Regions from separate parts of the Mus musculus genome. Here region 1 is linked to region 2. Evidence: chromatin loops called from intact Hi-C (ENCODE). Cell type or tissue: heart. All regions are shown on one strand. Each heading gives the region's core, and the rest is flanking DNA. Links, peaks and the distances in the headings are about the cores only. Region 1 holds the start of Tpd52l1 (tumor protein D52-like 1). Region 2 holds the start of Hddc2 (HD domain containing 2).

Evidence for each region. Peaks named below come from ENCODE experiments on the same cell type or tissue, not always from the same donor. Only the 100,000 strongest peaks of a DNase experiment are listed, where the experiment ranks them.
Region 1: it touches region 2 in a loop (3-fold over the local background); 14 of 42 quality-filtered maps call a loop at or near these places.

The regions. Positions count from the first base shown.
Region 1 is chr10:31,435,853-31,451,898 of GRCm38, forward strand. Tpd52l1 (tumor protein D52-like 1) reads right to left here and starts at 10,106. Exons shown (of 8, transcript NM_001359364.1): 1 at 9,860-10,106. The coding sequence starts at 9,878. It overlaps Gm51764 (a long non-coding RNA gene), which reads left to right and starts at 12,960. Exons shown (of 3, transcript XR_003948861.1): 1 at 12,960-13,007. In heart, for the core only: a CTCF peak has its summit at 10,140 (motif pointing left); a DNase peak (open chromatin) is centred at 10,129; H3K4me3 peaks cover 1,251 bases; H3K27ac peaks cover 1,003 bases.
Region 2 is chr10:31,303,396-31,319,441 of GRCm38, forward strand. Hddc2 (HD domain containing 2) reads left to right here and starts at 10,010. Exons shown (of 6, transcript NM_027168.2): 1 at 10,010-10,088; 2 at 11,120-11,241; 3 at 12,898-13,000. The coding sequence starts at 10,020. In heart, for the core only: a CTCF peak has its summit at 7,927; DNase peaks (open chromatin) are centred at 9,626 and 10,116; H3K4me3 peaks cover 1,590 bases; H3K27ac peaks cover 1,298 bases.

The sequences.
Region 1 (16,046 bases), core at 5,232-13,231, 130 kb after region 2:
GTTGAGAATTATACAGTATGGTGGTTATTTGTCTGTTTGTCTGGTTGTAGCTCCTACCATTGCTGCTCTCAGTCCGTGTATGTGTAAAAGAAAAACTAAAACAAAAACAAAAACAAAACTAAAACCCAGACTCTAAAACAGAGCTATCTGCAAGCACTCCCTCTCACTCCCTTCATCTCAAAATTTCCTTTCCTTTCAAACGAATTGATTCTACTTCCTAGATCCCCTGAGAAGATGCCCTTGCTATCAAACCCACAGGGAAAAAACAATTCTAACTGAAAGAAAACCCTATTTTGCAATTTCCCAGGAGTTGAAGAGGATCCCACATTTTAAATCTATGTCACAGAAAATGCAGTTTGTCTAGGGTATAAATAACCACCGGCAACTTTGGAGACAGGTCTGACGCTCTCACACATTTTCAAGTATATTTTCTGGTTACAGTAAAGTACCAGTTTTGTCGCTTGCAAAATAGAAACAGTTTGTTGATGACTAAGAGTATTGTTCATTTGTGGTTTTATTCTGGGAATTTTACTTCTTATATATCAAAGTGCAACATTTATATACCAAACACACCATGAGAACCTCTTTACAATGTATTGTTATTGAAAGACAGGAAGCTTCCTTTTAGCTTCAGCTTTATTCAGATGCATCAAGAGGTTTGTTGCCTGCAGGTCGGTGGTGGCACACGCCTTTAATCCCAGCACTAGGGAGGCAGAGGCAGGCCAGCCTGGTCTACAGAGTCAGTTCCAGGACAGCCAGGGCTACACGGAGAAACCCTGCCTTCCCTGGTACATTTTTTTTTTTTTTTAATTTATATGAGTACACTATAGCTGTTTTCACACATACCAGAAGAGGACATCAGATCTCATTACAGATGGTTGTGAGCCATCATGTGGTTGCTGGGAACTGAACTCAGGACCTCTGGAAGAGCAGTCAGTACTCTCTTAACCACTTAGCCATCTCTCCAGCCCCTGTAATAATTGTTAATTGAATGGATATATTTTAAGTAAATTACATAATACTTTGTAGACATTTGATAGACTACAGCATGAAATGGCATGCTTGGAATCTCTACATTACACCTTCAGTTTTCCTGTGTTCTTAACTGTATCATAACTCAGTGTGTTTAGCAAGTGGCTTCCAAGAATAATTTTGAGAATTCCGAAACAGCTGTAATGGTGACCATCTGCATACATTGAGGTCTGTCTTTGAAAATACAGTGAATAGAGGAAGACTGCTGGGCTACACACACACACAAATATGCATACATTCATTTACGCACACGAGAGAGAGAGAGAGAGAGAGAGAGAGAGAGAGAGAGAGAGAGAGAGAATTTAAAAACACTGACATTCTTAGATAAAGAAATGGAACATTTAAACTATTTAAACTGACTATTCCTAGATCTAGTGGTAAAAATTCTGTACTATTTCTGTGAAGCACGTACTGGGCGATTTAACAGAATTTTTCATCGGGCAATAAGCTGATAACCTCAGCCATATTATGAAGAATATTCTCAGAGGTCTCAGGGATACCAAATTACCTTTAGATTCTATGACCTAGGCCCTAAACAGATACAGAACGAATAGTGCAATTAACTTCTGCCCTTCAAAAGCTCTGAGTGTACGGACTACAAAGTGAGTTCACTATTGCAATTTGGTGCGCTGGCTGACTGTTCTGCATGCCAACATGAGGGGATGGTTCAGAAAGTAACTAAACCTTCGGGTACAGACTCAAGCTCATTTCAAATCCAGGCTCTGACATTTTTTATTTAAATTCAAAAATATTTTGAGAATTTCATACATTGTGACTGTATCTAAACCATTTGTACATCTCCCCATTCCCACTCCTTTCCTGTCTGTCTTTCACAGCCTTTCAAAATTTTTGCATTTTATATATATATATATATATATGTATATATATATATATATATATATATATATATATATACACACATTCCACTGAGTGCTCATCCTTAGAGGAGAACTGATTCTCAGCCTCTCAGCATCCATTGATTTCCTGTATTTCCTGTATTTCTTCAGCTAGAAGTAGGGCCCTGTGAAATTTCTCCATCCACATTGGCACACTCCAACACTTCAAAAGTTTCCTGAGATGAGGACAGTTAAGTAACCATCCTGTAATTCTATATCCTTACCTAGAAAATGAAAGCAGTATTACCATCCTTGTAAGTTGAATATGCTTTTTGTTGAGATTTGGTCTGTTGCTATATATTTTAATACTAAATGCAGGCCCCCAAGACCCAAGTTGCTCCAGAGATGAGTCTGCCACATAGACTCAAGTGATGCTATGTAACCTTGCTTCCAAGTTATTTGTGATTGGTGAATAAAGATGTCTACAGCCTATTGCTGGGCAGAATTGAGATAGGCTTCTTGTTACAGGCCTTGAGTTCAGAGTAGACCATGAGGAAAAAAAGAAGGTGGAAAGAGAAGATAACATGGGTTAGGAGTCAAGAAAGCATGGCCAAAGAGGGTTATCCAGTTAAGAGTTAAGAGCAGCCCAGATTAGCCATAGTAAGTAAAACTCGGGGTTATTGTTAAGAAAGCAGATTCTAATAGCATAGTGGGTAGATATCTGTCCAGCATTAGTGCTAATTAAGGCTTATTGTAAATAATAAAAGTTGTGTATCTTTTATCCAGGAACTGAATGATCAAAGACAGGATAGAAGCCTCAGATTGAGATTAAATATTTTCTACAACTTTTTAATAACACAATGGCTCATCTTCAGCGTGTACATTGCAGAACTGGGCATAACAAGTCTAAAATATTATTAGCTTCAGTGTGAATTAGTTCTAAAAATTCCATTGGGATGGAAATAAGCCATCTTTTTGCTCTATGAACTATTACTCATGGTGATGAATTCTTAACTCTGCTACCTCTCATTTCTATAAGCTTTGGAGCGTGCTTGAATCCATACTGAGAGACAGTGGAGTGCCCCAGGAAAGCGCATGTTCAGCAGAACTGGAGTTAATTTTGTCTTTTTTACTTCATTTCTGACCTCAGTTTTCCTGTATGCAAATGAGTTAAAACTAAATATCCCTACCTTACAGTGCTACTACACATTTCCATAAGATACTGAATGCACAGGCAGGTCTTGGCATGGGAGGGAGGCCACAAAAAACATTTACACAGTGCTTACCACGTACAGAGCACCATTCAAACGCCTCGCATAAGTTAACTCACTGAAGCTTCCTCAGGTCCCTAGCACATTAGACCTATTATATTTAGTCCACATGTGAAGAAACTGAGGCCCAGAGAAACCAGTACGTCACCAGAATCAGCTGAATTTTAAGGTTAGGGTGGTAGAATTAAAATTTGGACAGGTTTCCTTGATTCCAGGATCATAACAACTACAGATGCCCCAATGCCTACTGGAGCCAAGGGTTTGCCATATGTATTATTACTAGCACAATCAATACATATTTTATGGAATATTTATTTAACCAAATTAATAGTTTTTTTCTGTTCAAAAGAGCAAGTTTCTACTTTATTTCTTAAAATTGGATATTTTATTTGTTTACATTTCAAATGTTATCCTCTTTCCCAGTTTCCCCTCTGCAAACCCCCTCTCCCATACAGCCCTTACCCTGCTTCTATGAGGGTGCTCTCCCACCTACCCACCTGCCCCCACCTCACTGCCCTAGCATTCCTCTACACTGGGGCATCAAGCCTTCACAGGACCAAGGGCCTCCACTCCCATTGATGCCAGATAAGGCCCCTGCAGCTCCTCAGTCCTATCCCTAACTCCTCCATTGGGGTCCCTGTGCTCAGTCTGATGGTTGGCTGCGAGCATTCGCATCTCTATTAGACAGGATCTGGTCAAGCTTCTCATAACCAAATCAATATTTTCTGAAATGCTTATTATCATTAGCTGCTATAGAATGTTTAGCTTATCTGCCAAAATGGACTCTCTGTTTATAGGGGTTTTTTGGAAGAAATTTGTAAGTCTGTTTATTCAGAATATTAAGAAACTAAGTAAATGTTATGGAGAACAATTTAAGATGGGTTGCATCTGTCTACAGGATCTGTATTATCATGTTCTTGAATTTCAACAAGAATATGCAATATGACCATATACATATATGAGATGGTTTAGCAGTAAAAGTACTTGCTACCAGGCCTGGTAAACTGAGTTGGATGTCTAGAATCTACATAGTAGGAGTACCAATTCCCAGAGATTGTCTTCTGACCTCCACAGGCATACTGTACAATATATGCATCCCCCAACAGTAAATAAATAAATTTATTTACAAAATTTAACAGTTAAATTCCATTGATCTAAACTTACAATTTTATTGCCTGAAATGAAATGAAATTTTTGAATAAAAAGTTAAATTTCTCCTAATGTAATCTAATCATATAGAAGCCTTTTGTTATTTAGCAGGGAAGGAAGAAATTACTCTATAATAAAATGGCACAGTTGTTTACAAAGCAAATCCTCACTCATTGGGGAACTAGATCATTGACTAATGGATAAAGGTACTTGCCAGCAAGTCTCATGACTTGAATTCAGCCCCTGGAGATCACATGGTCAAAGGAGTGAACCAGCTCCTGAAAGCTGTCCTCTGATACATGCACTCACACACACATAAAATAAATGAATGCTATAAAAAAGTTTTTACTCACTTTCTGAAAAGTAAAAACTATACAACTGTGTATATGTCACATATCATCATCATTCCTGCCCTCATTTTCTGTTCATATCCTTCTTTATTTCCTTTCATTCGTTTCTAATTTATACTGACCCATTGTGTTTTATCTATATCCATATAAACTGTTGTTGTAAGTCCTTCCTGGCACAAGAGTCTTGAGTAAGTCAATAAGACACTGTTGTCTTAATAGGATTTGGAAACAGGTAGGAATAATCCAGTATTTATTATTTCATGTCATTCATGGACTTTTAGCATTCTCCTGGGCTAAGTGGTCAACTGAAAAATGGCAATACTGTAGTAGACTGAATAATTCTAAACTCAAAAACCTGCAAATATTAATGAATATGAAAAAGTTATCATTACAAATGTGGCTAATTTGAGGCTCTTGAGCTGTGTAATTTAGCCAGGTTTAGCCAGGTGAGCCCTTAATGCCAGTGCAAATTTTTATAAGTTAGAATGGGGGACATGCTGCACCTGCGTCCTCAGAAGCAGAGATCGGTACCTCTACCAGACAAGACTTCTTCGGACACCTGAAGCCAGTAGAGGTTCAGCATGGATTCATAGACATGCCCTGTTGACTCAGTCACTATGTCTCTCTGGTCTATAGAATTGTATTGTTTCAGCTGCAATGTTTGCAGCAATTTGTAAGCCATAGGAAGCTAAAGCCACTAGTAATTTGATATGCAAAGGTTAAACAACAGCAAGGTTTTCCTTTTAGCAAAAACAAAAACACCCAAAACAAACAAATAAAAAACAACAGTAAATAACAAAAGATAAAAGCAAACATAAAACACCCTGAGAAACATAACAATGAGGTTATTTTAATTACGAGGAAAAAAACATCAAGAAACAGTTGACTGGGATCAGGAACTTTCATTTTTAAATGGCTGCTGCATATTTCATAAACTGAAAATGCTATAGCATGAGAAGAGTCTGAAGCAATTTAAACTATTAAACAGCAGAGCTTAGCACCATTGCTCACTGTAGCTAGGTCATTGCTCATCTGTTTCATATATCACCAAGTGGTTGACTAGAAACTGTAGCTGGCTGCCATAATCTAGCATCAAAATACTTTGGGCCAGTTAGCACTCCTTTCTATGACAAAATACTTGAGGAAACAACTTGTTGCATGAAAATATTATTCAGGTTTGTGGTTTCCATAACTTTGGCCCATGGCCAGCTTACTCTGTTGCTGTTGGGCTGTAATGGACAGTTTCAGCAATTTCAGCTCTAACCACAGTTAGAGCTCCTGTGGGACACAGTTGCTTCCTTCATTGCAAGCAGTAAACAGAGCAGGATCCCATTCAATGGAAAAGTCTCAAGGACCCATGTCCTTATCTGGGTCCCACTTCCCACCAACTCCCAGTACTGTCATCAAATTATGAAACCATCCACAGATTAACACTTTGATAAGGGCCCAGTCCTCATGACTGAACCACCTCTCAAATGATTGCAATCACTATAGAGAAATGAAGCATTCCATATACAAGACTACAGGGAGATAATTCATAACAAGACCATAATAAATACTATACTGAATCACAAGTCTGAGATAAAAATTAAGCTTGTGATACAGTACTGAATGCCCATCTCTTTCACACTATTGTAAGGTTGAAACCCCTTCACCAGGAACATGTGAAGGACAACTTCTCTGGGCCAATGAAAAGCAGCTAGCAGTGCTGGCCTCCTGTGGGTTGAAAACTCCACAGTGCTGTTCAAGAGCCCCTTTTCACAAACTCACCCACTCATAATCCCCCTGTCCCCATCCTGCCAAACTCCTTAGGGTGTCTTCTTGTTTTGCTGGAAATAATTTAGTATTTTCACAAAGCAAAAGAATGCGTGTGGAGAATTTCACTTTCGGGAGGCCTTTCAAAGACCTGCTTCTGCACTTCTGAGCTACTTGGATAACCCATATCTACGCCCCTTAGTGCAACAAGGGGCCTCTAGTAACCAGATGCAGGTCTAATCTTGTACACATTTGGTTCCCTTTAGATTTAGAGGCACAAAGAGAGGAGGTAGAGAACCATTTCCAGCTCAGAAAACTGTCAAGTAAACCACAGGTAGAAGCTTACACCTTGGACATCACAGGACTATTTTAGAATCTAAGAGCAAATGCCCATTTAGGGTTCAATCCAGTTCCATCCAGCTGTGAGGGCAAGGGGAGAGTGATGCAGGGCGGCTGGAGAGGCAGTTAAGACTTTTATCTTTCCGGTTAAGAGTTTTATCTTTCCAGGGTCTGAGTGGGATGGGTGCTCGCAGTACCAACTTAGTTACTCAATGTCTGTTTATCTATAATCTAGCTTCTGTCTCATCTCCTCTGCAAAATGGAAAAGACAGCTCAACTTACCTCCTCGGGCGCTACCGTGATGTCAATCAATACATATAAAGCATTGAGAGTAGAGACAGGGAGAAAATAAACAGACTAAGCTACTTTGACTATTGATAACTGGCCCTGAAGTCTATGATTCTCTCATTGGCGTATGCAGCTCACTCTCCTGTCAGTAACATGTGGTGGTTTTACATCTCAGTGTATGAAGTAAGTGCCACATTAATAAAACCATCTCATCCTCTGCTGTGCATTTCATGAAATAGAAATCAAGCCTGGTTTCGCTGTTCCTAATGCTCTGTCTAGAAGACAAAAGCACTCAAATATTTGCTCAAAGATAAAGCAAACTAGTTACACGGGCTCTTAGTCTTCAGGAGCCTTTAGAATTCAGGTGGGTGCTTTTTAGCTATTATAATTCTTTTCCTACCTCAGTGGATAATAGAATTATGTGGATAGCTTTCAAGTATTCTCAGGCTCAGGCCCCAGGGGTTCCAAAATGACAGCTATGGGATCAGCCCAGTCCACTTAACTCCATATCCATGGGGGTCTTCAAACTTGGACATAATTAAGTACAGATAAATAATACTTGAAAAAAACCTATCTGAATGTGTACCGACTTTTCTCTATTGTCATTATTTTCTTTAAAAATACAATATAATTATTTGCATGACAGTTTAATAAATGATCCAAAAACTATTGAAAGTGTGCTGGATATGTATAAGAGGTCCTAGGCAGATATACAACACACTTGAGATCCTTGGATTTTGATATATTTTTTCAAGTAAGTGGTGTGTGTGTGTGTGTGTGTGTGTGTGTGTTACCCAAAGAGACCAGAAGAGGACATCCAATCCACTAGAGCTGGAATTACTGGCAGTTGTGTAGAAGACCAAACTTTGCAAGCGCAGTACAGGCTCTTAAGCACTGAGCTCTCTCTCCAGCAGAGACTTTGGTGTCTTTTTAAGGGTCCTGGTGTCAATTCTCTATCAATACTTAGAAATAACTGCATCTAGTCTGAAAGTCAGGTCAGAAAACTCCAGTATTGTCAGTATCTGCTTCAGTTCAGACACAAAGGCACCTGCTGGACCTCGACTTTCGAATCTGACCAGCAACCAAGGCTCTCTGCTTGCTGAAGGTCAGCAGGAACTTCCCCTGAGGGCCATCTGTAAGCTTTTGTTACATGTAGATTTTCTCAAAGAACTCTGCTCTATCAGTTTAGCCACACACACTCCTCATCTTCAGGATCTGGGCAGTCTCCTCATCCTCCACAGACTCCCTCTCACCCCCAACGCATGTTTGACCATGTGGCCTGCCTCAATGAACTTTTCTTAGTCCAGAAGGGTTTTTGCAGAATCCCTCTTACTCCTTCCTAATGCTTCTTTGAGTGACCCTGCATCCACTGACCCGCACACTGCCCACACATCTATCTGGACTTGTTCACCATTTTGGGTTTTGGGGTTGAGCCTAACTCCAGGGTCTGGAACTGCTTAGTTAATTGCACACTCCTTTCCTATTAAGCTGCAGCTTCCAGGCGGGACCTTGGCTGATACGACCAAAGAGGAGTACGGTTCATGCTGTTCAGACTATTGTGATCCTGGCAGCAAACCAACTGAGTGGCTCTAGTCCTATACACTGCCCAAACTGCCCTCATTCGAGCTGCTTTTGCCCTTAGAATGCATGAGGTCGTGAATCTCTTTACTTCATTTGAAGAAAAAAAAAAGCATTATGTATTTAAAAGGGCACCACAAAATTCCTCAGTGCGAGGAAAGGTGGTCATGATGGCATTAATGCAAACCATTCCTTCTGAGTGCTGCTTCCAAAGTGAATTTCCGAGAGCTTTCGTCCTCCCTGTCCCTCACTCCACATAAGACCATCTCTGGGCTGATGAGATGGCTCGGCAGGTAAAGGGCCTGCTCTAAACTGACTGCTCTTCCGAAGGTCCTGAGTTCAAATCCCAGCAACCACATGGTGGCTCACAACCATCCATAATGAGATCTGACACCTTCTTCTGGTGTGTCTGAAGTCAGCTACAGTGAACTTAGGTATAATAATAATAATAATAATAATAATAATAATAATAATAATAATAATAAAGGCAATCTCTGATCCTTTCTAAGATCCCTTTACTCTTATTTTGAATGATCCTAGAGTTCTCTGGATTCCTCCAGCGAACACCCTGAGCACGGAGAGCAGGTGACCAACCCTCAATTAAGGCAGGCACTGGGTGCGGCTGGGGTGGGGGGTGAGGTGGGGTGGGGTGGGAAAGCGACTCTTCTAAGAACACGAAAAACTGGGATAGGGTTATCAATCTGGATGTCGGGGGCGGGGTTGGGGGTTGGGGGGAAATGTGAAGCTCTCTTGCCTTTGAAGGCCAATCCTCCCACGCTGCAGCCCTCGAATAGCAGGGACACTGAGTCTCCACAAAACCACCACCTCTCGGGTCCGCGTCACCCCCGCCCGCATTTGTGAACTGCAAGAGGTGAGCCCCAAGGCCGGAGTCCAGAAGATCCGGCTCTCCCCACGCCTCCCCGGGAAGAACAGCGCAGACATCCGGAGCCTGAACAACAGGTCCTTTGAACACCTTCCAGGACGAGGAAGTATGGCCCACTGACTGCTGGAAGGGATAGTGCAGACAAGGACACAATCCCTGCAGACCCGCTACTCTGTTTTCAGTCCTCAGCCCTTCCCTGGTCCCCAGCCCCACCGCAAAATCTGAGTCAAGCAAAGGATCCCGAAGGCGCGCGTAGGCGCAGAGTTCCGTCTGCGTAGGATGTCCCTGTCTGTCCCGGAGTAAAGTTAGGTACTGAAGGAAAATAGTCTCTCTGTACATCTGAGGACCAGACCTCGGGGGCGACCGGCGACCACCCACCTTGTGCCTGCGCCTCCATGGTGGCCGGTTTGGAGCTGAGCACCGCGGAGAACACGCGGACTCCTCGCAGAGCAGCAGATGGTAGCGATTCCCGAGCTCGGAAGACAGCTAGCCCCGCCGCCCGTGCCCTCTCCCGGCGCGCGTGTCGCGAGCATTCGTGGAGGGGGCGGGGTACTGGCGGCGGCCACCACTGGCCGCTGCTGGTTACCTCCGCCCCTTCCAATCCACCTAGGCTACACAGCGCAACCGAGAACGCCAGGTCGGGCGCCACCTGCCGGCCGCTCTGCGCACCCAGTGGGAGGCTTCCCCTCCAGCACACAAACGCGCAGACAACCAACACCATAGCCCAGAAGCCCACAAGACACAAATGCCTTGGCAGGAAGGAGGTAGGGAGCGCAGGGGTACAATGCTGAGCCATTGGTCCTGGTGGAGACAGTCAGGTTAGGTTCCTGGGCGCCCCAGTACCATATTCTTTTTGTCAACTGACCATTATATAACTTTGTTATATGCCCATTTATAGAACCCTTACTTAATGTAATTGGCTCATTTAACATTGAGCATACAGTGCTCGGACAAAAACACAGTTTATTAAGGTTATGTAATGTGTATACTTCTTCTATAAAGTTCATCACACTATATTGCACTTAGGGTGTTGGGCATGAATCTAGTTTGAAACGAAACTGGGCAGTGCTGGCGTGGGGGGTAGGGGCTGCAATATTTTGAGATTTTTGTTTACTCCAACAGGCAGAAGAAAAACTGAGTTTGGTGTTACAAGCAAATCCGAGTGAAAAGTGACAAAGGAACATGGAGCCTAAGACACATTAATAGGACATGTGTCTTGTTATCCCGAGCCTGTAGGCTGTGTCACTAGATTGGTGTAGGAGTCCTTTTCAGAGAAGACTAAAACTTCAGTCCTGTGTCAAGGCTTGTCTGCTGGTGTAACTGGAAAGCTAACAGTATGAATGGGCGCTCACACGTCACCCCCACCAGTCTCTACGTACTTCCTTTTCCTCAGCGTCTCACAAACTTCATGAAACAGTCTAGCATTTTCTTATGCTTGGTGTTACATAATTTGCAATTTTGCGTGAAAGGGTGTCATTCTCTTTCTCTATAAAATAGATGGGGGAGTCTGGTGAGATTGAAGGTGTTTATTATATTAAATCTCCTGTAATTTCTGCCAAAGAGCCTCAAGTAGATTTACACTCAGGAAAGATAGTGATTAATCAATCAAAAAGTCGTATTTTTACCACACCCAAGTTACTCTCAAAGTTACAGGATAAAATACAAAAATGGGTGTCCTTTCCCTTGAAAGAAAGAATACTGGTGGTTTTGTGGCATGCACACGAGCATGCCAGTGGTTTGGGTTGGGTGGTTTGTCTGTTTGTTTTTCTCAGTTTTGTGTTGAAGATCTCATAGGTATGTAATCAATTTCATGACATTTACCCTATAATGACTTTTAGTGAAAGTTACCAGGCAGGTACAAAGTGGCTACTGGATGATGAAATCACTTTTAGAGTCTATTCAGGTTTTCTGGTCGTCTTAATCCTAGAAATTAAACACCAAGTCACAACAGTTGACTCCCAGCTGTTAAAAGCTAAAAATAGCTCCTGACTTTTCATCTTAGGCCACCTACTTTCATCTGGCTCATTTCTGATTGCTAAAACTTTAAGCTACTGCCCCTTTAACATTTTGACCATTTTTTTTTAAATAATCATAAGACTTGGACATTCATTCCTTGCAACAGGGATTTGGCTAGATTCCAAGGCTATAAGTGAAGGGCACAATTCTCCCTTTCAAGGGGTTCATGACCTATTGAAAAGGAAGGATAAACAGATCCTTCATGAAGCAGTGAAGGCACTGAGAGCTGTGCGAGGCAAAGGCAGAACCTGCGTTCACCACCAAAGACCCCTCAAGTCAGACCCTGGTGAGGAAATGTGTTTCATGTCCTCTAAATCTTGAAGGATGACAAAGTAGCTAGGTAAATAGCCGTTACTTTTTACTGTCACTGTAGTCAGATACCAGACATGAAGCAACTTAGGGGAGAAGAGCCCAATTTTGTCTCAAGGTATGAGGGGTCACAGTAGGTGGTGGCAGAGACAGTATGGCAGTGGTTGTGTATATGGCTGCATCAGGAAAGCTTGAGGTTGCTTGCTTACACTTCAGCAGACCAGGAAGAGAGGAGAGGGACTGGGTGGAAGGAGGGAGAAAGAGGAAGAGAGAGGGGGAAAGAGGAAGAAAAAGACAGAAGGAGGGAGGAAGGAAAACAAAGACAGAGAAGGAAGGATGGGAGAGGGGAAGGAGGAAAGGAGATATAGAGAAGGGAGGGGAGGGAAGAAAACAGAAAGGAAGAGAGGGACTGGAGGAGAGGGAGAATGAGGAAAGGAGAAAGACAGACAGACAGACAGACAGACAGATGTGGCTTGGCTGTACTCCACAAGACCTCCCTTCCTCATTCCTTTCCTGCAGTGTGAGCTTGTGTGTCCTCTCAAATCAGCAATATTAGCTAGAGACTAAGAGTTCAAACACATGAACTTCTGGGTTTTTTAAAAAAGATTTATTTATTTTATGAATATGAGTACAGTGTTGCTGTCTTTAGACTCACACCAGAAAAGGGCATCAGATCCTATTACAGATGTTTGTGAGCCACCATGCAGTGCTCATAACCATTGAGTTTTATCTTCAAACCAAAGCACAGCCATGCTGTGGCTTAGCTGAGAGAATGTGATTCCAGGCAATGCCTAAGACGTAATCCTTCCTTCTCCTTTTCACTTGCAATCATGGAATTCTTCTTGAAAGTTTAAGCAAACAAGTCTTTTTAGTGGCCATACCTGGAACACAACACACAGACATGAGATTGAGTCAATGAATTCTTGCCCTCTCTGTGAGACTCCTTCTGAAGAGGTGATGGTATAGTGGATAGCATCTATAGCCAAGGGAAGGTGAGCTGGCCTGAAGCAGCTCTAGGCCTTCCATAATGCACAGTGCTGAAGGTGCTCATGAGATGTGGGCAGGGAATAAAAATAAGATGAAAGACTGGAAAGGACTAGCAAACAAAACAAAAACTGTTGCTCTTCTTCATGATCCTAGCTAGGTGCAGAACTCAAGCTTTGGTGTACCCACTCTGAAAACTGCCAGCTGTACAGCTAAGGTAAGTTTCTTAGTCTGGTAGTGCCTAGCTTTCTCCATTTTGTGGTATTCACTGATGTGTTTGTTCTCATCCTCCTGGCCCGTTGGTATTGGCTCCCAGTGTGCTGAACATAAGGACCAAATGAGGGGCTTTGTGTCATTTCTGCCCCTGTGCTCATATTCCAGATAATCTAATTTAATTTATATTTTGAAAGCTCTCTAGGTAATACTGATATTCTCCTAAGACTGAGAATGGCTGTTAGGTATTATCCACAGCAAAGATGAAAGGCACTGATTCTCCAGCTTAAATTAAAAAGTAGTCATTCAGGTAGATAGATGTAGGGAGAGAGGAATGAAAGAAGAGCAAGTATTTATACCCCTAAATGTAGAAGAATTGGAGAGGGCATAGAAACTGGAGGAGGCAGAGATTCAAGAAGCCGACATGAGTCTGTTTGTGTGTCCCACCATCTGTCCTAGAGAAGGCCTGGACCTGACAGTTCTATTGCAGGCTTTCACTCCACCTTCAGTCATGGACAGAGAGTGTGTGCATGTGTGTGTGTGTGTGTGTGTGTGTGTGTGTGTGTGTGTGTGTGTGTGTGTGTGTGATGTATTTGTGTATCTATAAATTTTCAAACCTTTTAAGCAGTGTGAAAAAACAACTGGGACTTTCCTTGAGCACCATTTGGGGTGTGAAGTTAGAGGGCGAGAGACCCTGCTAGAAGCCAAGGACACCCTGAGGGGGCTAGTGAAGAAGTAGCTGTAGAGCCACAGAATAGCTCAAGGAGAGAAGATATGCTGCAAAAAGGGGAAGGTAATTAGTGTCTAGATTGCTTTACCTCCCTGCCTTGTGCTGTACTGAGAAGGGCCAAAGGAATTGGGGAGAGACCACATGAATTCCTGAGGAGGGGCCATCATTGTTTTGTGATTATTATTTTTTTTCTATCTCTGCAAATCTTCCAGTTCTGGGAAGGATAAAAATGGAAGTTGATCTACACAGTTATTTGTGGAGGCCATGGAAGATGCAGCCTTGGCTCTGCTAGGACCACCAAAATAGAAAACCAAGAGGCGAAATAAACACCAGATGAGTAGAGCAAAGGCCCACCAGGGTGACTAAATAGGCTTTATCAGTATCATTAAGCCAAACATAGATCTGCTTGGGGCTTCCCTTCCTTCCATGCCCACCCTGTCCAGATGGCCAGGAAGAGCTGTTGTTACCTAGAAGAAAGACCTGAAAATCAAATTATCTTTTACTTCATGACCCTCTAACATATACACACAAGCACATAGACACACACACACAGAGAGAGAAAGAGAGAGAGAGAGAGAGAATATTTTCTGTGAGACCCTAGAGAGATTCGCTTTGAGATAGACACCTAAATCATGTAAAAGATACTCCAACATAAATGTAATGGTCCTAAACTACAATGTTAGATTGTATAATGAGTCTGTAACAACTACCTAAAAGACAAGCACTATTGAGCAATTGAGAGAATTATTATCACAGAAACACAATCATTTCATATCTATCCCTCTCAAAACTGAGTCCTTAACAAACTAAGTACTTTATATAAAATGTTTTACCCAACCCTCAGTGAGTGAATCAATCTTGTTTTTTTCTAAATCGCACCAGTATCTCTAGACATATTCACTAATCCATAAAGTATACATACATGTCCAGACAATTCAGAGCATTTCCTTGCTCAATAAAGCAAGAGTATTTCATTGTACTCTCAGGATCATAAATACCAATGGTTAAACCACTAAGACTTTACACAATATAATCACTTTTAAACTAATGTCTTAGTTAGGTTTTTACTGCTGTGAACAGACACCGTGACCAAGCAACTCTTAAAAGAACAACATTTAATTGGGACTACCTTACAGGTTCAAGTGGTTCAGGTCATTATCATTAAGGCAGGCATCCAGGCAGGCATGGCTCAGGAGGAGCTGAGACTTCTACATCTTAATCTGAAGGATGCTAGAATATTCATTTCCTGCTACATCCACTCCAGTAATGACTCGCTTGGCAGGTCTAAAAGCCTGGAAGCAGTCCTGAGGCAAAGAGTTTCACGGAAACTTAGCCTCCTGTAACCTTGGCATTCCTATAGCTAGAATGTCCCAGATTTGTTCCTGCGATATTGTGGAGGGTCTTGCATGCTTTCTTACAGTATTTTACTGGATAAGAGTTAGAAGTCTCAGGGCAGGCTTAGCAAAAGTATACCTAGAATCTTCATTACATTCAGGTATAGTAGACTATATTGTATATTAGAAGAAAGTTGGTGAATTCTTCTGACAAATGGAGATTCCCTACAGATACTTAAAAGAACAGCCAAGTTACTTTCATATGCAAGTATTTACCAAGGCCTAGGAAAAAGGGGAGTTGTGGTATTGCATTATTCATGATAAGGTCCGCTAGAGCAGAACCCCCTGGTGCTAGCTTTCACAAGGCTCAAAGGAGTAGCATAAATTGTGACTAGGGTGTAAAATCCTTACCTGACATTAGCTGATTCTAGGCAGGGCTGTTTTATCTTTACTGTAAACATTAACTGGTTCCTGTCAGCCCTTTGAAGGCATTCCTCTGTTTTGTGTCAGATGATCCAATGCACCTTGCCTGCTGTGACACAGTACTCCTTTATTTTCTGAGTTATATAAGACTGGTGTTCTCTTTGTGAAAAATTACATCCAGATACAGCACTCCCTTTTTCTGTGTCCATTTGTTATTTCTGGACAACTCCATGCCCACCTGCTGAAACCCCTAATTTCCTACAGATTGAGGGGGGACAACTGAGCCGGGTCCTGGCAGTTTTCAGACTCACAATGACACACCTATTCCAACAGGGCCACACCTTCTAATTGTGCCACTCTCTTGGCTGAGCATATACAAACCATCACAATTGGAGACTGTTAAAAAAAAGAAAAAGAAAAAAGAAAAAGAAAACCTAAATGCAGTCTTTAAAATACATTGGCTTTTAAAAGGTTTAATGTGTGCAACTCACACAATAATACTGGGAGACTTCAACAACCCACTTTCCTCATTGGACAGATCCAGGAAACAGAAACT
Region 2 (16,046 bases), core at 3,518-11,517:
TTTTAGGGTCACAGGTTACATCAGCAAGCATATTGGCTAAGCATATTGACCCTTAAATCTATTGGCGAGCAAGCATGACAACATTTGAACTCTACCTGGGACTTTCCAGAGGGTCAGGTAACTAGCAGTCAGTACATTCTGAAAACTTTTAACTCAAGAATGTTCCTGTGGGTGGAGAATGGAACTTGGCCTAGCCTTGACCCCAGGTGGGAGGGGGGAGGTATAAGGAGGGTGTGGGACTGAAAAACCCCTTAGGGTCCCTCATTCACTTATTGATTAGTGTGGGAGGGCTCAACTATCTCTGGACTGGCCTATCCTGGGTCCTATAAGAAAGCAAGTTGAACAAGCCATGAAAAGCAATCCAATAAGCAGCACCCTTCCAGGGCCTTTGCTTCCGCTTTCACCTCCAGGCTCCAGCCCTGACTGAATTTTCTCCTGACTTCTTCCCAGAGTGGACGATGATCTGAAAGTGTGAGCTGAATAATCCCTTTTCTCCCCAGTTTGCTCTTTGTTGTTTGTTTATTCGTTTTGCTTTGTTTGGGTTTATTTTTTGTTTTGGTTTGGTTTTTGGTTTTCTGTTTTGGTTTTGGTTTTGGTTTTGTTTTCCAAGACAGGGTTTCTCTGTGTAGCCCTGGCTGTCCAGGAACTCTCTCTGTAGACCAGGCTGGCCTCAAATTCAGAAATCCACCTGCCTCTGCCTCCCAAGAGCTGGGATTAAAGGCATGTGCCACCAGTGCCTAGTGCCAATTTGCTCTTTGGTCATTGTGTTTCACCATAGCAATAGAAACCCTAAAACAAGGCCCAGCTGCCCCTTGCTCAGTTCAAGGAATGAAGGCAGTGTTCTCACCATTACCTCTGTGTCTTCCACCTACACTTTGTTCCCTGGCTTCTACTTTCAGCAAACTGCCAGCCTTGACACTTTCTTTTCTGAAACAGCATCTTATGTTGCACAGGCTAGCCTGAAGCTCATTATGCAGTGGAGGATGACTTTAACTCTGCCTCCTGAGTGCAGTGTTATAGGTGTGTGCTACCTTACCTGTGCTATCAAACCCAGGGCTCTCTGGGTGCCAGACAAGCACTCTGCCAACTGAGCTACATGCTTGCCTAGCCACTCCTGGCCTTGGTCTTTCATTAATGGCTGGAGTCATGAGGGAGATGTATGCATCCTTTGAGTTCTTATACTGAATTGCAGTGCTTTACCACAAGCAAGAAAGTGGGAAAACAGAAGCCTCATCTCTTTGATCTCTCTCCCTTGAACAAACACTGCCTTTGTAATGGTCCTTCCTTCCTAGGTTTCACTATACTACGTCTGTCTTCTTTATCTGAGTTGTGTTTCTCTAACCTAGTTGCATAAATGATCAAAGTGTTCTTGTAACTCTCTTCATCTTCCCAGAGTCTCTGTCAGGGACAAGAGCCTTTCCATGCTACTTCAAAGGGAATTGTCACACAAAATTTGTTTATTTCTTTGTTTGTTTCAAATATACATAGGACATCAGTTTTCTTCTGAGTATCTCATCAACCGTATAAAAGATGCAAATTCATGAACTTACTTTTTGAATACACAGGACGCAGTTTCTTCATCTCAGCACTCTTGGTATGTTGTGCCTAGTAATTCTTGTTGTGGGAGGTGTTTCTCTGCACTGGATCCCACTTTGTCAAAAAACAAGGATGTCTTCAAACATTGCCTTCATGGGACAAAAATCACTCTAGGGTAAGGACAACTGATATATAACTGCATTATGGTTGACTTTAATAATTATCTTGACAGGACAAGACTCAGGGGAGTGTTTGTGAGGAAGTATCTGGTTTGGGTTAATGGAGGCCAGAAGACCCACCTTAAATGTGGCTGAGTGACAGCCTTTAATGCCCTCTGCTTCCACTGTGTGAGACCAGTTTACAATCCTGTCACTCTGCCTTCCCTGGCATGAGGGGTTGGGCCCTCAAACCCTAAGCGAAACAAACTCTTTAAGTTGTCATTGATGGACACTGTGTCACAGCAAAGGCAAAACTAACAAATACAACCAGATATAATTTCTTTTATCTAGAAAGATCTAGCTCACAGGAGCAATCTCTCTCTCTAATATCTTGGAAGACAAGAAAGACCCTGGTCTTCACTCTTTTCTAAGATCCTAACTTATATTCAATAAAGGTTTTCTGGGATAATTTTCTCAGAGTGATCTATTTCTATTCAGCCTCTTGCCTGAATCTTCACATAAGCAACAGGAAAATCTTCAAAGGCAACAAAGTTTCGACAGAATTTCACTTTATTCCCAACTCCCCAAGCATACGCCTAAGTTCAAGGAGATAATCCCTCTAATGAGGGCCTTCTCCTTTCAGACTCCCAGAAGTGCCATCGGCTAATGACTTTGTGAGCCTTCAGGGCATATTTCTGATCCAAACCATAACAGGTACAATTTCCATGAAGTCTAGGTCAAGGCTGTGCGAATAAAGAAAGGATCAAAGGAAATCAAATCTCTGTATGCAGAAGAGAACACGGCTGCTAGGAAGGAGCATTACAAGGTTCATCGTGGTCTCAGCATACAGCTTGCAACCCCATTGTTTCATATCACCCATCTCCAGACTGCTCTTCCTATATCCTGCAAATCAAAAACCCTAATCTTTGTTCACCTCAACTTTCATTTGCCTTTCTCTCCAGCAGACCCAATGACTCTCTGCCTCTGATTCTTCCTTTTGCTATGACTATAAGCCATAGTAGGAGGTGATGGCTCCTCACCTCCTAATCACATTCCCCTGGGGACTCACTTGATTCTTAATCATATTTAATCTCACTACAGTAACACTCTCCAAACCAACTATTTCATACCTTCTTTCCCCTTAATCCTTCTATACCTCCTTGCACAAGGTTTTTTACTTCCTGCCTGTGGGAAAATTGTATTTCACAGGACCTTTTGGAAATTAGTCTCACCAATCGTGAGTGAGAAAAGTCATATAGTGGTCTAAAGAGCAGGTTTAAAGACCCAGGTGTACTTCTACCCCTGAGTGTTGTCAAGAGAGAAGGGAAACACAGAGTCCTTGAGTTGAGATCATATTCTAATGTGTATATTGCATGGACATGCACCCCCATGCAAAATAGTGTTGCAGTAGGCAATAAATCCCAAGGAATCATACTCAAATTGTGGCAGTGGCAGTGGCAGCAGTGACAGCAGAGGACCAAGTTCCTTGATACCCATCCCAATGTTCTGGGTTCCTGAATAAAAATGAAACACACACACACACAAAGAGAGAGAGTGGGGGGGAGGGAGGGAGGGAGGGAGGGAGGGAGGGAGGGAGGGGGAGAGAGAGAGAGGGAGAGAGAGAGAGAGAGAGAGAGAGAAAGAGAGAGAGAGAGTCTTATATCTCAATATGCCTTAAACAGCTCAATGTCTGGGCCACTCCCAAACCCAAACCTCCATGTAGCTACCACACTCTCTGATATTCCCAGCTCATCACTTACTAAAATCTATATTTCATCCTGCTTGCTCTAGACCCAGTTAGGGCTCCTTGGGGCTACTCTTTTGTGGCTCTTACATGTTGGCTGTCTCTCTGCCCTGTACTTCTCAGGTCTGGTTTTTTTCCTTTCCTGGCATGGTGATTCTAAATTCTTCTTCCTCCCCTTGTCCCCTTGCCCTCAAATTCTAAAGTCCCACCTCTGTCTCCAGCAACTTTATTTACTAATCAAAACCAACTGGGGGCAGGGACCCTCAGCATCTTACATGTAGATTCTTATGCAATTTTGGGAACCCAATTAACATAATATAAGTGTTAGATAAAAGCCACAGAAAAGAGAAAAGAAAAGAGAGAAGAGGAAGCAGGCTAGCAGGAGAGAGATAAACGTTTGATGTGCTGTTACAGGAGATGAGGTTACACCCTCCTATTATAGCTCATCTTGCCTTAAACTGGCCTGTCTACTTAGGTAAGAAAATGGAAGTAGTTGGAAGCTGACAGTTGCAATGTCCCATGACCACATCTGCCACCAATTAGCCATTACCCCCTGTGCCTTCTCCTGTATTGTGGGCAAATTCCTCCCCCCTGAAGGCCAGCCTTTCATCTAGTGCACTGTTGTTTGAGCAGAACCCCCTCCAGCTAACTGCTTATATTAGCTTCTGTTAAACTGCCTGTTTCTGCATCCCCCCCCCCTGCAAACCTCACCCCCCCCCCAACTGCTTATCCATATGCCAGCATGTGCTTTTGCCTTCAAATACCCTGTGGTCTGGACACACACAGGTCCCAGAATGTGTAGGTATAGTCCCAGACAGCTCAACTAAGACTTCCAATTGACTATAAACTGTGTCTGAGTGGTCATCTCTGGTAGACTCCTCATAACACTTTTCTTGCTACTGCCAAACATTAAGCACTCCTCTGACCCTATAATCATTTCCCATATTTCCTTAGTCACTCCCATCAGTAAATGAACACACACAAAAAATCATCTTTCTTCAAAGCCATTCCTTTCTCCTAGTACTCACATGCCCACTTCACTTTGAATGAGTTGTGCTACTCACTGCTGTTATCTCCAGACCCAACTCATTAGGGTGTCTGCTTGCTGTTCTACCATACTGAAAGCTTGCTCTTGTCAAAGTTGATGGAACACATGAAATCTGGCAGTTAAATCTGGATTTTTATCTGATACAACATTGATTTGGTTGATCACCTTCCTGTCCTTAGTTGATTTCTTCTTATTTGAAATATTCTGGCACCCGGTTGTCTTTGAATTCTCTTTCTACTTCACTGTATACTCCCTTGGTCTCCAAAGGTCTAAATATTGGGCTGCTCCATGACTCAGTTATTGGATATCTCCTCAACCATCAAAAGGTCTCATCTAGTTTTATGGTTTTATTGATGTGCCATGCTGTCTTAGTTAGGGTTTTACTGCTGTGAACAGACACCATGACCAAGGCAAGTCTTATAAAAAACAACATTTAATTGGGGCTGGCTTACAGGTTCAGAGGTTCAGTCCATTATCATCAAGGTGAGAGCATGGCAGTATCCAGGCAGGCATGGCACAGGAGGAGCTGAGAGTTCTATGTCTTCATCCAAAGGCTGCTAGTGGAAGACTGACTTCCAGGCAACTAGGGTGAGGATCTTATACCCACACCCACAGTGACACACCCATTCCAACCAGGTCACACCTATTCCAACAAGGCCACACCTTCAAATGGTGCCACTCCCTGGTCCAAGGATATACAAACTATCACACATGGTTTGTATTTTTGTATATTTGATCTTTATTCTGGCTCTTACCTCTCCCTTGACTTTCAAAGTCACCTGTGTTAGAACCTCACCTGCAACAAAAGTAAATGTCTAGTTTCCATCCACCCCACAAGCTATGCTTGCTGATTCATTCCCCAACTCAGCAAAAAGCTATTCTGTTCTTGTAGCTACCAAGCAAAACATTTTAGAATCATCCTTATTCCTCCTTTTCTTTTATACCCATATGTCTTGTGTCATAAATCCTTTAGTCTTACCTTCAAATCCCAAACCCTGACCCAGGTGTTTACATGGATATTGGAAATAAGCAAAATAAACTTATTCTAAGTACTACAATTTCATTTGCAGTCTCCAATTAATCATAGGGAGAAACTAAATTAAAGATTTCAGGCTCTAAGGGAACTGGGACCTTCCCTATAGCTGAACAGCTTCTGTTTTAAGCAAAGAGTTGTCTGAATCCATACATCTCAGGGACAACTTGTAAGGAGACAGTTGTCTGAATCCAGACATTTCAAGGGCAACTTCTTTATCTTCCTTGCAGAATCAAATGAAGTTCTTGTTCCCAGACTCAGAAACCTGGTGAAAATGCCCTTACCAAACCCCTTACGTCAAAATATAATTGGACAGTGCTATAACCCATCCTGTTCCACCTCACTTTATGGTTTCAGTCTTTAAATATGCTGCAGACCTGATAATCAGTAGCAGCATGATTACAATAGACTTTTGTCATCTGCATTGACCTAGTGTCGAATTTATGTTTGATTTAAGTGGACCCCACAACAATACTATTTCAGTATCACTTTAGAATGAGAATTTATCATAGTACTTATAAATTATAATATCAGAGTAATTATAAATGATAATTTATAATTCATACTTTAGCTATTTTACTCTGTTTCCTCCTTGATCATTCCTTACCATCTGTGTTAGTCAGCTTTCTTGCCATTGTCCAAAGTGACTAATACACAATTTAAGGAAGGCAAGGTTTATTTAGCTCACACTGAAAGTGTTTCTAATTCACCATGGTGGAAAAGGTATAGCAGAGCAATGTGGCCCCAGTATCAGAAAATAGAGGGAATGAAGAAGGGAGGGAGACAGAGAGGGGTGAGGGAGGAAAGGTGGAAGAAAATGAGAGAGGGAGGAGAGGAAAGGAAGAAGAGAGAGAGAGAGAGAGAGAGAGAGACTCTATACCTACACGTTTTGTATTTCTGTGCCCCACCCCTATACAATGAAGGTCTCTCACCTATTGGATGGTGCCATCCATATTTAGACAAGTTTGTTTCCTAAGCCAAACTTGTCTAGAAATTCCTTTAGAGACACATGCAGAAGTATGCTTCCTTAATTCCATATGTGCTTTTAAAATCCAATCAAACTGACAATCATAGTCCTATCACACCATCTGACGTATTGGGACATTCTGCTCACTTGTAACTATCTTTCTCCCAACTGTAATCTAAGCCCCGTGTGGCAAGAGTTTGTGTTTTCTCTCTTCGTATTCATCAGGCTTCTGTGTCACTGTTTCCAAATACTGGAGAAAAACAACCTATTGAGGGAATATTTTTTCCCTCAAGGTTTCAGAGGGTTCAACCCATCCCATCATGGTAGGTAAGGGTGGTGGACCAGAACATTGTATCAGACAGGAAGCACAGGAAAGGCTGTCCTAGCATCTCTTCTGATTCCATGATAAAATACCTTGACAAGAGGCAACACAGGGAGAAAGGGCTTATTTTAGGTCACATTCCAGGCTACAGTACATAAAAGCAGCAAGTCACATCACATCTACACATCCACAGTCGAGAGAAGAGAGAAATGAGTCCTTGTGCACATGTGTGTTGCTCTGCTGACTATCCAAATGCAAGGAATAGTACCTCCCATTCTCCAGCTGGGTCATCACTCATCATTAAGACAATCCCTCACAGACACTCCCACAGGCCAACCTAATCTACACAATCTCTCATTGATACTCTTGTCTCATGTGATTCTAGATTGTGTCACCTTGACAATTAAAGCTGATTATTACATTAACCAAAGGAAGATATGGCCCATGGTGCACACCCCAGCCATCCACTTCCTCTAGCTATCCCATCTTCTACTTTAGCCAATAATACTATAAATAATAATAATATAAAACCTTCAAGGGATGAATTCACTCATTAAGACAGAACTACTGTGCTTTAATCCTCTCAGAAATGCCTTCATGGATACACTTAGAGGTGTGCTTTATGAAACCATTGCATGTTTCTCAATCTAGTCAAATTAAGAATGGAGATTAAACTTTTAGTTAGGGTTTTTGTTTTTGTTTTTTGAGACAGAGGTTTTCTGTGTAGTTCCGACTGTCCAATAACTCACTCAGAAAAGGCTGTCATAGTACCAACTGGACCTAAACTCAGATAGTTGTTTGCCTCTGGCCCTGAGTGCTAGGATTAAAGGCATGTACCACCATGTGCCTAAAAAATAGGTTTTAAGAGAGCAAAGATAAAGGATCAGACTTTCACTGATAAATCCCTAGTACTAGTCTTTGGAATAAATTGTAGAATCAAGTGAATACATTGAATATTGACTTGAGTAGTTATTAAATTTCTGTGGTATGCAAACATCAACTAAATGGTCAACATTTAAAGGGACAAGTCAGTAGTTTTTCAGAGGTTTCTCCTGCCCAAGATTCCCCTGACGTGGAAAGCTGGAGCTTAGGTCCAGGTCAGAGTTCTCTCCATGCTATGCTGCTTGTCTCCTCTAGGGTCAGTAACTCACCTAAAAACTGCCTACAACTCTGCCGGCCTCTCAAAAAGCCTCACTACACACCCGAGGCAACACACACTTCTTACATCCCCGAGAACCACTGTGTTCCTTTGCAAGAGATCTTTAAGTAACACCAGTGTTTCAAGACATCTGTCACTCATGAGGTCTCTAGGTGTTTCCTCTGCTCCTATTCTAAGAAGAATGTTCTTTCACTGCTAAATCTTGATGTGAGTGATGGGTGCTGTCAGACCACAGTCTAAGAATGGAGTTGAGCAAGGGGAATCTTGAGTGCTTGTGAGAAAACTCCAAGAAAACAAGGCAAGAGTCTTATGACCACAGCTTCTTGAAACCCCAGAATCGTTCTTGGATTGTGTTTTTTGTACTCCTCCCAAGTATAATGGATAGGAGTGAGTTATTTCAGCTGATATTCTTCATGTGCATCTATGAAAAAAAACATTTTCTTGTCACATATGGCTTGTCTTTGTCATCAAATACTTTACTCATTTGAATCTTCTTAACCCTCAGAGTACAAATTGCTGGATGCTCTGACTAAAGAGCCCCTACTCTCCCAAGTTCACACTGTCAAACTAGGGTGGTGAGCAAGGTGCTATTTAAGATATTCTACTTCCATAAAGTCCTATTTATGATTTCCAGAAAGTTTTATACTCTAAAAAGCCACTTTCACAGGCATTTTTACTGCGATAACACCTGATTCAAACACTCTGATTAGAGTGACTAACAGTATGATTTATAGGGAGAAAGCAGATAGGGACTATATATAAAACCAGGAATAGGGCTTTCTACACCTAGGACCTTAGCATAGCAAGGCAGCCTGGTGGTGCTGGCATTTGAAGCTTGTGCTTTATAGATAACACAAACCACTCACCTACTTCAGTGCTGGAGAGCACTTGGGACCTCATGCACAGCTACACTACACTGCCAACTTTTCATTTCTTCTGTAGAGCTGACTTTAGAATCCTGGATGCTGCTCATGGATGCTACTTCAGTGCTGGAGAGCACTTGGGACCTCATGCACAGCTACACTATACTGCCAACTTTTCATTTCTTCTGTAGAGCTGACTTTAGAATCCTGGATGCTGCTCATGGATGCTGCCTCAGGGTTCTGTAGAATCTACTGAGCAACATTCTATACCAACATTATGCTATGATGACTATACATTTTCTAGTATAGTTCCCGGTATAGTATTCGGGCTCATATGGAAGAGGTGGTAGGTATATCAAGTAGTGAGAAACGAGAACAGACAATGGTTCATTAGAACCATCACCTTTTAGGGCCCTGTAAATAAATAAACCTACTTTGTTACAAATAAAATTGGAATTCCTTTTTATTTCTCTTTCTTCTTGAATCTTATTCATATCCTCGACTCCCTCTGCTTGAATTTGTCCATATCCATTAACTGCATTTAAAAGTTTGTACCATCAAATTGTCAATGGAAACTAGTCAGGTAGTCCTGGAAGATCCTGATCAGTTTCCTGGCAGAATGGATGCTTGTGGTTTCACCATGGGCTTCCTCTTACTAGCCCATTTCCTGCTTCCTCCAAAGTTTCCTGGTATGTCTGCCAAGCATTGCCTCCCTTCACAGGCTTGCCCAGTGCCTTTGTTAAACTGGTTAAGCGAAGCTTCTTATAGCTAGCTCTTCCTGCCAATCAGACACTGGGCTTCTAAGAAGCAAGGTTTGCAGGCATTATCCAGCTTCATCCTCCTTAGGCCTTTCTGCCCTTAGCGTCAAGCTGCGATTCCTGTGAAAGTTGATGGTTACTTGGGCAGAGACCATCCAAAGTCTGAGCACAGACCTTAGTACAGAGAAAGTGCTCTACCAAAGGAGGAAGTGGGGCTGTGAGGAGGAGCCAAAGGGTGGGGAGGAGCTGAAGGAGGGCGGGGAGGAGCTGAAGGAGGGCGGGGAGGAGCTGAAGGAGGGCGGGGAGGAGCTGAAGAAGGGCGGGGAGGAGCTGAAGGAGGGCGGGGAGGAGCTGAAGGAGGGCGGGGAGGAGCTGAAGGGGAATGGGGAGGGGCTTGAGGTTGACACCGCCCAGCTCTTATGCACTTCAGCATGGCTTTGGCCTCGTCCGGCTCTGGAGCCGGGCTGTTGCGTTTTCTGCGTCTAGTTGGGCAGCTCAAGGTGAGCGGGTGGGATCGGCTTGGCCGGGAGGCGGTGCGGCCCAGCTCAGGCACCGACCTCACGCAACCTCCCTCGCTCAGCCCGGCGTTGCTGGCGGGTACGCAGCCGAGGCTGGACCGGGGACTCGTGCACGCTCCATGCCCAGCGCGGCCACAACCCAGGCCATGGCGATGCTGCGGAGCGGCAGCGGAAGGCAGGAGCCGAAACCCCTGCACGTAGGCTGTGGAAACCTTCCTCTATCACCGTGACTTCCGGAACTGTTGGTTTCAGTAAATCGGTTTCAGCGTGCACCAGCCCTTGCTTGGCAGAGCTTGTGCAGAGCCCCCTTTGTTCCAAGATGAGCTGTTCTGTAACACTGCGACTATTTGTGAAATTCGTTAGATGCATAGAACTCCCAGAGAAAATGCAGACTTACACAGGTTGAGAAGTAGTGAAAGGCTTGACTGCCATGGAAACTCCTCCAAGCCATCTGAGTTAGAATTGGAGAGTCTGTCACATGTTGCATGTACAAAATATTCTATTATTGTATGAAATGAGTTTTTGGACGGCACAAACCTACTACTCTCATAGTTAGGAATAATACTGGGGCTTTGCTTTGCATTTTTCCTAACTACACCACAGATGAACAGCACAGGCTGGCAGCCTGGAACTTGGGTCTTCACCTGTTGAGTTCTTAGATTCCAGGCGTGTACCACCAGGCGTACCACCAGTTTTGCTTTTATGTCTAAAAACTTTTTGTGTATTATCCCATAGTTATACTTCACTAGCACAGAGTAAAGACTATTGGACTTTTGTATACTTTTGAACATTTTTGTATATTTGTGAATTGTCCACTCACTAGTGAGATTTCAGATTTTTATCGATATGATTAGTTTAAATGAAACATTTTTAAAAAAATAGGTTTGAAACCACGACTCAGCTGACATGTGGCTCTGTGGCCATTCTCTGGCATTTTCTTGAAGAGCACCTGTCATTTTTTGTTGTTGTTCCCAGGGATAGTGTTTTGTTTAATTCCTTATCTTATTTATTAGAGAGTTCCACGGACTGGCTGGGTATACAGAAATGTCGAAAAGCCAGAAAGCGTGTCAGATCACATGTACCGGATGGCAGTTATGGCCATGGTGACCAGAGATGACCGTCTTAACAAGGATAGGTAAGTTATTTGAACATTGATGCTTATGAAGGTTTCTGGACTCTGTGTGAGGATGACTTCAGTTGTAAACTATAGTAAGTTTTCTGTTACATTCTGCGTTGGTCTCAGGGGAAACAAGTGAGAAGTTAGGGCCTTAAAGGGTGAATATGTGTGAATTGTATCTTTGCATTAATTAGTATTTACTTGGCTTTGAACTATCTGCTTTTATGAATAATGATAGCCATTTCTGAGGCCATATTGTTGAACTAGTGTGGCAATAACTACATAGGAGCTATAAAGAGTTAGCATCTCTTTAGATCATCAGCAAGTTTTTGTTTTTGTTCTTTTTAATGCTTGATAATCACAAGACAAGAGTTTACAAAGAAGACAGCAAATGAATTGCACAGGACTGATGTGGCTTCAATAAAAATTACAAAATAAGTTAGGGTAGGAAATTAGCCAGTTGTTCCAGTAGCAGGGAAGATCTCATGTTCTTGGTTGGTCTTCACGGGTTAGATGGCATCTGAGCTAAGTGACATAGGTTAAGAAGTAGGGAAAGGCTTTGCATATAGAGTGTCCAGAAACAAAATCCTGGTGGTGAGAAGGTAATGGAGTACTTTGGGGAATAAAAGGAAGTAAGGTTGACTACAGGGATGTTTTTGGGGAGCCCAGCAAGTCCTGTTGCTCTGCAGATAGAGTAGAACTTAGGGAACTTAGAAACAAAAACCACAAGACAAAAATGAAAAGTCAATTGGAGATATGAATGAAGTTGGTTAGAGATTTTGACCTGGACCAGAAAAAAAAAAAATGGAGGTGGGAAACCTAGGAGGCTTTGAGACCCTTTGTTGAGTATTAAGACTGAAAAATGCCAGCCATTCTGGGGCACCTGCCTCATTATTTGCACCTGCCATTCTGATGATTATTCTCATAGCCATGAGTTAAATGATCAGTATGGAATGAGAACATTATTTAATGTAATTTTCATGTCTCCCCTATGAAGTACTTCCCTCTATCCCCTGTTAGTGATTCTGGGCATCACACTCAGGACCTTGTGCATGGTAGGCCAGTACACTACAAGCTGTAAGGTCAGTAGCCTTACCATACAAATTCAAAACCCTGTCAGTTCAGCTGCATCCATTACCATATATATTGACTGTTTTGGCAATAGGACATTGGAGTTCTAAATTTTGTGTAAGTAAAACATCTCCTGACTTTGTGGAACCTCCTAAAATGAGCATTTGTAAAATCAGCCATTTTTTTTAAAAGTCAGTTTATCCTATACTCTGTTAGACCATACAGATAGATAGTATTGTGTTAAGTATTTATAAGCAATTCTGATTCAGTACTAATATAGGTTGGTAGAGTATAATTAGTTTAGAAAGTATCGTATTAAAATAGTCTATGGGGGAGAGAAAGAAAAATATATTATTAAGCTTAAAAATAGTATAGAGGGCTGGAGAGATTAGCTCAGTAATTAAGAGTACTGACTGCTCTTCCCCAGGTCTGCGTTGAATTTCCAGCACCCACATGGTGGTTCACAACCGTCTGTAATGGGATCAGATGGTGTGTCTGAAGACAATGGTAGTTTGTTAACATACATTTAAAAAGATAGTGTAGAAAGGATACTTATAGTGAATGTGATTTTGTGTAATTATTCAACATTTCTTGCCTGGTCAGATGTATACGCCTAGCCCTGGTTCACGATATGGCAGAATGCATCGTTGGGGACATAGCACCCGCAGATAACATCCCTAAAGAAGAGAAACACAGGAGAGAAGAGGTCAGTGCTGTTTATCGACTCTGTAAAAGACCTCACGGAGGACCTGTCCCCTAAGCAAATCCATTCACTAGCCCTGTTGCAGTATAGGAGGACACTACCTAGCCAGTCTCAGAAGGGGGAGATTGGAGAGGATGTCTGTTGAGATTTAGGGCCTAAGTGTTCAGATGGAGCTCAACTTATGACAGTCAACTAGCTGAGTCTGTATAGAGCTGAGTCTGTATAGAGTTTGTAGACAACTAGCTGAATCTGTATGGAGTTTGAAGACAACTAGCTGTGTATGTATACTTTGTAGACATCTAGTTTAGTTTGTATAGAGTTAGTAGACAACTAGCTGAGTATGTATAGAGTTTAGTACTTAATAGCTTAGACTTTGTGGGACTAATGACGAGAGGTTTTCAAGAAAGTCTTGCAGTAGGTTGTCCATACTGAGTGTTTTTAGAAAGTTAACGGTCTTCTCTAAGCAAGGGTTTCTTTACCACAGAATTGGTTTTGGCTTATCCCCCTCCTACCCCCCCCCCCATTGTTTAGTGTAAGAATAGGACTATATGCCTGTTCCCCCTGTGTTTGACTCAGGAACAGATGGTCATATTGGTTTTCTATTTTCTTTTCTCTCTTTCTTTTGCTTCTTTAGGACAGACAGGCTTTCTCTGTGTAGCCCCAGCTGTCCTCAAACTCACTCTGTAGACCAGGCTGGCCTTCAAGTCAGAGACTCTCCTGTCTCTGCCTCCCAAGTGTTCAGATTAAAGGTGTGCACCACCACCACCTGGCTTTTAAGCCTATAGCACCTGGTATTCCCAGGCAGTCTCCCATCCAAATACTAGCCAGGCCGGCCTCTGTTCTAAAATCAGACAAAATGGGGCATGTTCAGGGTCATATGACAGTAGACAGGCTTCAGTCTTCTTAGTATGTATAGATAAACGGCATGGCTTTCGTTAGAATAGAAGAAATAGCTGGGACTTAACTCAATGTGTGGAAATTATCTTCCCCATCACAGGTAATCTATTGGGAGAGAAATTCTCTAGATCACAAATATATTCATTATTACAATTACTGTTTAGTAAAATTTTAAGTTAGCCCTGTAGAGGCTAGAACTTTAAAAAGTTAAAAAAAAATTGCTTTCACAGAAATAAAAAGCTTTCATAAGATACTAAATTAGGGTCAGTGGAAGCTACAAACTCTGAGGCCAGGGCTGGAAAGAGACATTTTTGAGGCAGATGCAGAAAAACACAGGAAGAAGGCTCCCTTAATCCCTTCCTCCTCCACCTCTGACTCTTTCATCCTTACAGCGAAGAAGGGGTGGAATCGCTTACTGCAAACGACTCGACTCATGAGCCTGTGAAGTTGGTCTTAAGTCATTTAGTAAGGAAGCTCTTATCAAGATGGCTTAATACAGAAGGTAGGTTTAAGAAGCTATTTTCAAAGCTGGTGGAGACTAGAGCTAAAGTCCCAAAGAAGAAAGAAGATGCCATACAGAACTGGAACTAATTTAGGTTCAAACCACGCTAAACTACCTTGGAAATGTTATAAGACTGGGTCGTCTGTCCATCTTCCTCCCAAAGGACAGGTTCAAACTATAGCTTGTGCATCATGAGAGAAGGAAATATTTCTCAGTATAGGTCTGGACTGTTGTGAAAAAAAAAAAAAAAAAAAAAAAAAAAACCTTAGTTTGCTTGACAGAATTCATACAGAAAGAAAGCAATCTGCTGCAATTCTCAGTTACAGAGAGGAATTGGCACTTGAACCAGAGGATGATGGGTAATGAAGTGTGATCTAGAGTAAGAGGATGGAGAAGAAAGGCCTGGTTGGTGAAGCTTGGTGGAGGACATTGGTTTCATGTCTGTATAAATACAGACATTAAAGTGAAAAATCATGCTGAAGATTGCTGTGGACAGAGGAGCTGACATGGGGAAATGTGCCAGGAAAGGAGATACACTGTCACTCTGGAAGGGCATGAGGGTTTTCTCCACAGAGAGCATGCCAGGCCCTTCTCAAGAGGAATTGTAGACATAGTAAAGGTAGCACAGCTGCCAGAGGTGGAGGAACATAATGACTCCTGACAGGATGGGTCCTGCTTAGTGTCGCCTGGGGGAGGAGCACAAGGTTCCGAACGTCCATGGTGCTTGCTGCTCTCTTCTGGAGTATCACATTCTGGGTAGGAAAAACCCTTTCTGGCCCCCATCATCCTTGCTGCCGCCTACTCCTGCTGATTTACAGAGGAATAGGCAGAAGACCGAAGCAAGCCTCTTAGAGAACATCAAGTTCTTGGCTGAGAAACCCAGGGTCTAGAGAGAGCTGGCAAGTCATTACCTCTCCAGGCCGCTGGTCTAGGTTCAAGAACAGGAAGGTTGGGAATCCTTTTACAGATGGTGTTTATGCACAAGATTTGGCTCTCTGAGACATGCATTAAGATAATTAAATGAAGGCTCCTTGCCCTCAGGAGAGACATGCATAATATTAACCTGAAGCATCATTTGCCCAGAAATTTCTTGCCTGACTGGGCAGGATTTTCCAAGAGCATAATAATTTTTATCAGTAAGAAGCTTTTTAATAGGTCAGTATTTGGATGGTGTGGTCTCTGAAATGCTAATTCAGGCTTTGGGATGTGCTCATAAAAATAAAGTATCTTGCATGAGGGAGTCAAGGGCTACATTTTGTTCTGCTATGTTCAGTGCTGGGCCAGTGAGCTAAGAAGAGGCAGACAAATAATTCCTGTTCAAAGCAAAGTGTTTAAGCATGTACTCCAAGTAGATTGGGCTTCAATATACCTATACTCAAATGTCTTTTGAGGACTTCTGAAAAATAAAACAAGAAATAATGTATTGCTGGAATAGTATGGTAAAACACACTGCTTATGGAGACAATATATAAAAATTATTTTCTCAAGTTCATTGCGAAGATTTACAATGAAGAAACAAGAAGAATGAAAGTATAAAATACAATTCCTGCCACTCAGGGTGATGTGATCCTATAATTACGTGACTGAGCAAGCCACTCAGGATGGTGCCTCCACCCATAAGAGCACATTGCTGGTACTGTCAAGTTCTGC